Linked DNA regions of Homo sapiens: region 2 is linked to region 1. Evidence: read pairs that join two places in POLR2A ChIA-PET (ENCODE). Cell type or tissue: PC-9. All regions are shown on one strand. Each heading gives the region's core, and the rest is flanking DNA. Links, peaks and the distances in the headings are about the cores only.

Region 1 (3,315 bases), core at 493-2,992:
CAATCTTCTATTTTTGCTTTCCTCTCTTCTATTTCTGCTTTCTTCTCTTTTATTTTGATATAAAAGGCAAATGTCACGGTTCATTCATCTTCATTCTGAATAACTGAAATTACAGGAAAGAGGGAGGGGGAAGAAAGGAGAAGACTGCAGAATTACAGAGAAACCTGAGTGTGGAAATAACCATGTTCTAACAGGAAGAGACTGGGGAGACAACAATGAATAAAAAAAGAAAAGAAGGAAGGGAGGGAGGAAGAAAGATGGAGAGGAAAAAATGAAAAAGGAAGATGTTGGATTCAACTTTATTCAGTGAATATGTCAGAAATGTTCTATGTACAAGGCATGGGGGTACAGAGAAACGGTTAAGAAATAACCCCTGCTTTCGGGGGGCATATAGTCTACTGGAGGAGAACAGGCCAACTAACATACCCAATATAAGGCAGAGTTAGCCAGTGGCCACTTAGGATTACAGGCAATGCCTGCTGGGGGCACAGAGAACCGACCCATTGCGTTTCGACCTGAGGCCATGAGGGAAGATTCCCTAAAACTGGCAGCATTTGCCTCGGCCTCAAAGATTTATGTGGGAGGGTAAGTGGATGGAAGGAACACTCTCTACTCCTGCAGAATGCCTTCCTACCCACCTCCTGTAATCTGGAGGTCATTTGTCTCCGCAGGGGCAGATCTCTTTGCCCCAGACATCCTTAGTATATAGAAATGTGGTTACCAACTGCCGACATGGACAGGGCCACTCCAAAGGTAAGTTTTTACTGATCCACAGCAAAATGCAACATATAAAGACAAGACGGAAATAAAATATTCAGATTAAAGAACAGCTTGTTTTTTGTTTTTTTTTTTTTTAAGACAAGGTCTCACTCTGTCGCCCAGGCTGGAGTGCAGTGGTGTGATTAGACCTCAGTACAGCCTTGACCTCCTGAGCTCAAGCGATCCTCCCATCTCAGCTTCCTGAGTAGCTGGGACTGCAGGCACACACCACCACACCTGACTAATTTTTGTATTTTTAGTAGAGACAGGGTTTCACCATGTTGCCCAGCTGGTCACAAACTTCTGGGCTCAAGTGATCCACCCGTGTTGGCCTCCCAAAGTGCTGAGATTACAAGTATGAGCCATGGCACCCAAACCAGTCTTTTCTTAGGATGTTAGGCCCTTCCTAATTTTTTGATGGCAAAAGGCCTTGTCTTTTTAATGAAATGATACTGACAGAAGATAGTATATGCAGTTGGTTTATAAAAACTATTTTTGCTTGGTAAAGTAATAGTTGACCAAGTGCATTGGTCCCCGAGACGTGACTGATCTTAAACCATTTTGGGCCAGGCATGGTGGCTCACGCCTGTAATCCCAGCACTTTGGGACGCCTAGGTGGGTGGATCACGAGGTCAGGAGTTCAAGACCAACCTGGCCAACATGGTGAAACCCCCATCTCTACTAAAAATACAAAAATTAGCTGGGCATGGTGGCAGGTGCCTGTAATCCCAGCTACTCTAGAGGCTTGAGGCAGGAGAATAGCTTAAACCCAGGGGGTGGAGGTTGCAGTAAGCTGAGATCACGCCACTGCACTCCAGCCTGGGCAACACAGTGAGACTCCGTCTCAAAAAGAAAAAAAAAAGAAAAAAAATTTCAGAGTCTCAGAACATCTCACCTGGAATGCTATGATGTGCCACCTAGGCATGCAGATGCAGTCCTTTCTCCAGCCCCTCCCTCCAGGCCTCTGAAGTCTCCTCCTAGGGGCGGGCCATGATGAGCTCAGGACTCTGTGCCTTTGTCCTTTCCCGTGTTGAGGTGTGGAATTGGTCCCTTTCCAAGGGCATGTGATAAACTGACTCACACCAAGGCAGTAATAAGGGAGGCCAATCTCCCCCTGGGGCCTTCGACTTTTAGTGGAGTATTAAAACTTAATTTAAACTGATGAATTGTAATGGTGAGATTTCAAGCCCTTCCATGGGACAATGGGAAGATATATTTCTTTTTAAATAAAGGGCTTTCTTCTGAAATCAGACCACGCCCTTTCAATGACTGACACAAACTGCTGGAGAGACGCAAAAGTAAGAGCTGATTCTGTCTTCTGGATCAAAACGTCCCACTCCCCCGTGAAAAGAAATCTTGACTTTTTCTCTCCCCCTCTCCAACACAGGATGAAGCAGTTAATCCCACCACCTCTAGCTCAGGATGAGAGAGCAACTCACACATCCCTCTTAGAAGACCAAACTCTGGCCGGTTTTCTGCATGCCTGGTGCTCCTTGCAGAAACAGAGCCTTCCTGCCTACCTCTGGAATCCTGGGGCCTCAGGTGGTGCCCAGTCCACAGTAGGAACACAATAGGAGATGAGTGAGTAGGGGAGAAGTGAGCAGTTGGATATGGCAAGTTAGAAACAGTCCAGCCTCCAGTGGGGCACTCTGCTTACCTACACTTAGGTAAACCCAAATCCTCAAAGCTCACAAGGCCTTGAAAACTCCCAATTCCATGAATCCTGATTACAAACAACCCCGAGGAACCATTTAGCTCCCCGAAGACCAACAGAATCTGTGTACAATGTGGGAGGAGAGAAACTCCGGAGCGTGGCCCAGGAAGACAGGTGGCAACCCTAGAAATGCTGCAATGCCTGTTGAAGCCCCTTCCCCCTGAACTGGCCGACAATTTTCCTTCCATATACATTAAAAGCATAGTCTGTATTTTGACCTGATGGAAAAGATATAGACAGGATCTGGGACAAAGCCACCAAATCTTTTGTTCCCTTGGACACTCGATAGAATAAATGTTTTCCACGTCACACAGAAGAATGTTAAGTGCTTTGTTTCTGCAGAAGTGGAACAGAGATAGTGGGAGCATCTGTCAAAACCCCCAAAATGCTTTAATGTGGTGGCAGCTGGCTGGGAGGAGCAGGAGCCCAGTTCCCTAAAAGCCAATAGTTCTGGAAATGGAGGAGGGCTGTTTGAACCAGCGCGTTAACATCACCCAGGAGCTTGTTAGAAAGGTACATTCTCAAGTCCCTCCCAGGACCAACTGAGTCAGAAATTCTAGGGCTGAAGTCCAGGAATCTGTGTTTTAACAATCCCTCCAGGTAATTCTGAAGTTTGAGAACCGGTGGAATAAGGCCAGGGAACTCACACAAGGCCACAGCTCTTAGGTGACCTAAAAAAAAGTGGACGACAGCTGAGGAGCCACCATGCCTGGTGTGGCCAGGCCTGTACTGAAGCAGCTGAGGGCGCGTCCACGCCCGTCAAACCATCCCGGGCACCCCGTCTCACCACCAGCCTCTCCCCGACGTCTGTTGTGACTTGACCTATGCTCGTGGCACAGGGA
Region 2 (3,315 bases), core at 288-2,787, 410 kb after region 1:
CTCACATCCTCATAGCTTTGCTCTGTGTGCCACAAGCATGATGCAGCCTTTCCCTAGCCAAGCCCTGGCAAAGAAGCAGCACACAAGCACCCCAAGAGAAAATAAATTCTCTCCAGGCTGCAGGATAGGTGCCAGATTCCTAAGTTTATCAGCAAAGCCCAGGTGTCCTCTTTGCTGCCTGGCCAGTTGACAAAAGCAAAGAAGAGTGTTAGCCATGGTTCACAATCATCCAAGAGGCTTTGGAAAGAAGAACTGGTACTGCAGTTGTCTGATTGTCTACACCTAACACGTAGATAAGGTTCTGCTGTCACTGCTCTTCAGAGGAAGGAGAATCAAGTGATCCAAGCCACTTGGCGTACTCAGAGGAATCAGGAAAAGCAAGAATAGAGAAGTCCATTCTTCTCACTGCAAGAACCCCCAGGTTCTGGGGTAGGTGGATTGAGTTCAAATCCTGACTCTACCATCTGTGTGATTTTGAGCAATGATGTAATTCCTCTGAGCATCAGTGCTCCAGCCTGTAAAATGCACATGTTAACTGCACTCACCTACTCACTGCTCAGGGTGGTTGTAGTGATTCCATTGTTAATGCAAACTAAGCTTCAGACACCAAAAGGGAGATATTCAATCACTGTCAGTCTCCCTCCTTTTCCTGGTAGTTTGTATTTATGATGACTCTAAACATCACTGATGGAATTTGAGTGCAACCACGCTAGAAATAGGTTTCACATAAACTGAGGCACCTCCTTCGTACATAGGAAACAGGAAATGATGGCATAGGAGATGAAAGAAATAGCTCTCCAGGCCTTTCAGGGGTCCTCTAGCAGGCAAACAAGGCCCTTGAAGATCTGCCTCAGTTTCCTCTTTTTTTAAAATTTTTTTTTTTTTTTATCAGGCAGCCTTCAGAATCACAGCAGATTCAGAGAGACTCCAGCTTCCTCTCAATACACTTTGGCATCCCTTGCACTTAGTGACTGGGTTCTCCTGAAGGCCAGTGCCCTTTCAGACCTCTAAGCCTTTGCATATGCTATTCCCTCTACCTAGAAAGCCCTTCCTTCTCTTCTTCACCTGGACATCCCCAACTCATTCCTGAGAACTAAGCTCAAGGGGCTGTCTCGCCTCCAGGCATCCTTCCTGGCCCCAGCAAAGCTGGGCTGGGTGTTCCTCCTCTGTGCTTTCTACTGTCCCAGTGCCCCGTGGAAACAGGATCATTACATGGCTCCTTGCTGCTCCATCGCTCCACCAGACCAGGAGCCCTGGAGTCAAAAACTGGGCTTCATTTACATATTAGCATTTCCAGTGTCTGGCACATAGAAGCCACCCAATCCATGTTTGGTTCAGTCATTCGACAAGTATTTACTGAGCAGCTGCTAGTAAAGCCTGACACACGGATATCATGGCAAACAAAAAGTCAAAATCCCTGCCATCATGAAGCTATGTCTAGGGGACAGATGATAAAAATGGAATCGAATAAGTATATTACAAGTCGAGTGCCAAGAATAAAAACTATCTTTGGCTAGAGTCACAGAAAATAATAATAACAATAATAATAATAAATAAAAAATAAAGCAGGCAAACAGGGATAGGAAATGTCTTGGGGAGAGGGGACAGCTATTTTATGCAGGATGGTGACAAAAGGCGGGAAGACAGGTGGGCATTTGCACGCAGCCTGGAAGAGGTGGGAATGGACGTGTGGACATTTGAGGGATGCACACTTCCCAGATTCACATTCCAGCTCTGTCACTTATTATCAGTGTTTTTATTTATTTATTTATTTATTTATTTATTTATTTATTTATTTATTTTTGGAGACAGAGTCTCGCTTTGTTGTCCAAGCTGGAGTGCAGTGGCACGATCTCAGTTCACTGCAACCTCCACCTCCCAGGTTCAAGCAATTCTTCTCCCTCAGCCTCCCAAGTAGCTGGGACTGCAGGCGCCCACCACCACTTCCAGCTAATGTTTGCATTTTTAGTAGAGATGGGGTTTCACCATGTTGGCCATGCTGGAACTCCTGACCTCAAGTGATCCGCCTGCCTCGGCCTCCCAAAGTGCTGGGATTACAGGTGTGAGCCACCGTGCCCGGCCCTGTGTGATTTTTAAGGACATCTCCTAACCTCTTTATGCCTCAGTTTCCTCATCTGTTAAATGGGAATAGTAATAGTACCTACTTCATAGAATTGTTGAGAGGTTTGAAATTGTGGTAAAATTTTTGAAATTGTGGTAAAATACACAAAATTTACCCTCATGACCATTTTTAAGTGTACAGTTCAATGGCATTAAGTACACTAAATTGTGCAACCATATCCATCTCCAGAATTCTTTTCATCTTGAAAAACTGAAACTCCATTAAACACTAACTCCTCAATCCCACCCCATCCCCGAGACCCTGGCAACAGCCATTCTACTTTCTGTCTCTGTGAGTTTCACTACTCTAAGTACCTCGCATAAGCAGGATCATATAATATTTGTCCTTTTGTGACTGGCTTATTTCACTTAGCATAATGTCTTCAAGGCTCGCTCATGTTGTGGCACGTTTCAGAATTTCCTTCCTTCTAAAGCTGAATAATAGTCCACTGCAGGTAGATACGGTATATTGTTTATCCACTGATCTGTCGTGGACATTTGGGTTGTTTCCCACCTTTGGGTTATTGTGAATAATGTTGCTATGAACATGGTGTACAGATATCTCTATCTTTCATTCTTTTGGGTATATACCCAGAAACGGACTTCCTTGGTCATATGGTAGTTCCATGTTTAATTTTTTGAGGAACCAATTACTATTCTCCACATTAGAGGCACCAACTTACATTTCACCAACAAGGCACAAGGGTTCCTATTTCTCCACATCCTTGACAATTGTTATTTTCTTTCTCTTCTTCTGTCCTCCTTTCTTCCTTTATTCCCTTCTTTCTCTTTCTCTCTCTCTTTCTTCCTTCCTTTGTTCTTTTTTTCTCTTTCTTCTCTTCCTTTTTTCTCTTTCTTTCTGTCCTTTTCTCTGTCTTCCTTTCTTCCTCTTTTCCTTGCTTCTTTCTTTTCCTCTCTCTTCCCTTTTCCTTCCTTCTTTCATTTTATTTATTTATTTATTTTAGAGACGGGGTCTCGCTATGTTGCCAAAGCTGGTCTAGAACTCCCCAGTTAAAGCAATCCTCCCATCTCAGCCTCTCAAAGTGCTGGGATTACAGGCATGAGCCACCAAGCCTGGCCTCTTTTTCTTTATTTCTCTCTTTCCTTCTCTTCCTCTCTTTCTTTCTTCCTTTCTGTCTTCCTCTCTTTTTCTTTTTTTGTCTCTCTCTGCCCCTCTTTTTCTCCCTCCCTCCC

What was found. Peaks named below come from ENCODE experiments on the same cell type or tissue, not always from the same donor. Only the 100,000 strongest peaks of a DNase experiment are listed, where the experiment ranks them.
Region 2: POLR2A ChIA-PET joins it to region 1 with 14 read pairs; 2 of 35 experiments call an interaction of 5 or more read pairs at or near these places.

Annotation. Positions count from the first base shown.
Region 1 is chr4:25,864,238-25,867,552 of GRCh38, reverse strand. The region is part of intron 1 of LOC102723733 (a long non-coding RNA gene); the gene reads right to left. LOC124900688 (a long non-coding RNA gene) reads left to right here. Exons shown (of 3, transcript XR_007058092.1): 3 at 2,147-2,345. Among named protein-coding and RNA genes, the nearest start is that of SEL1L3, 2.9 kb to the right of the region's middle. In PC-9, for the core only: no CTCF peak of the experiment used is centred there; a DNase peak (open chromatin) is centred at 1,742; H3K27ac peaks cover 650 bases.
Region 2 is chr4:25,451,505-25,454,819 of GRCh38, reverse strand. The region is part of intron 3 of LOC105374536 (a long non-coding RNA gene); the gene reads right to left. Among named protein-coding and RNA genes, the nearest start is that of ANAPC4, 76 kb to the right of the region's middle. In PC-9, for the core only: no CTCF peak of the experiment used is centred there; no DNase peak of the experiment used is centred there.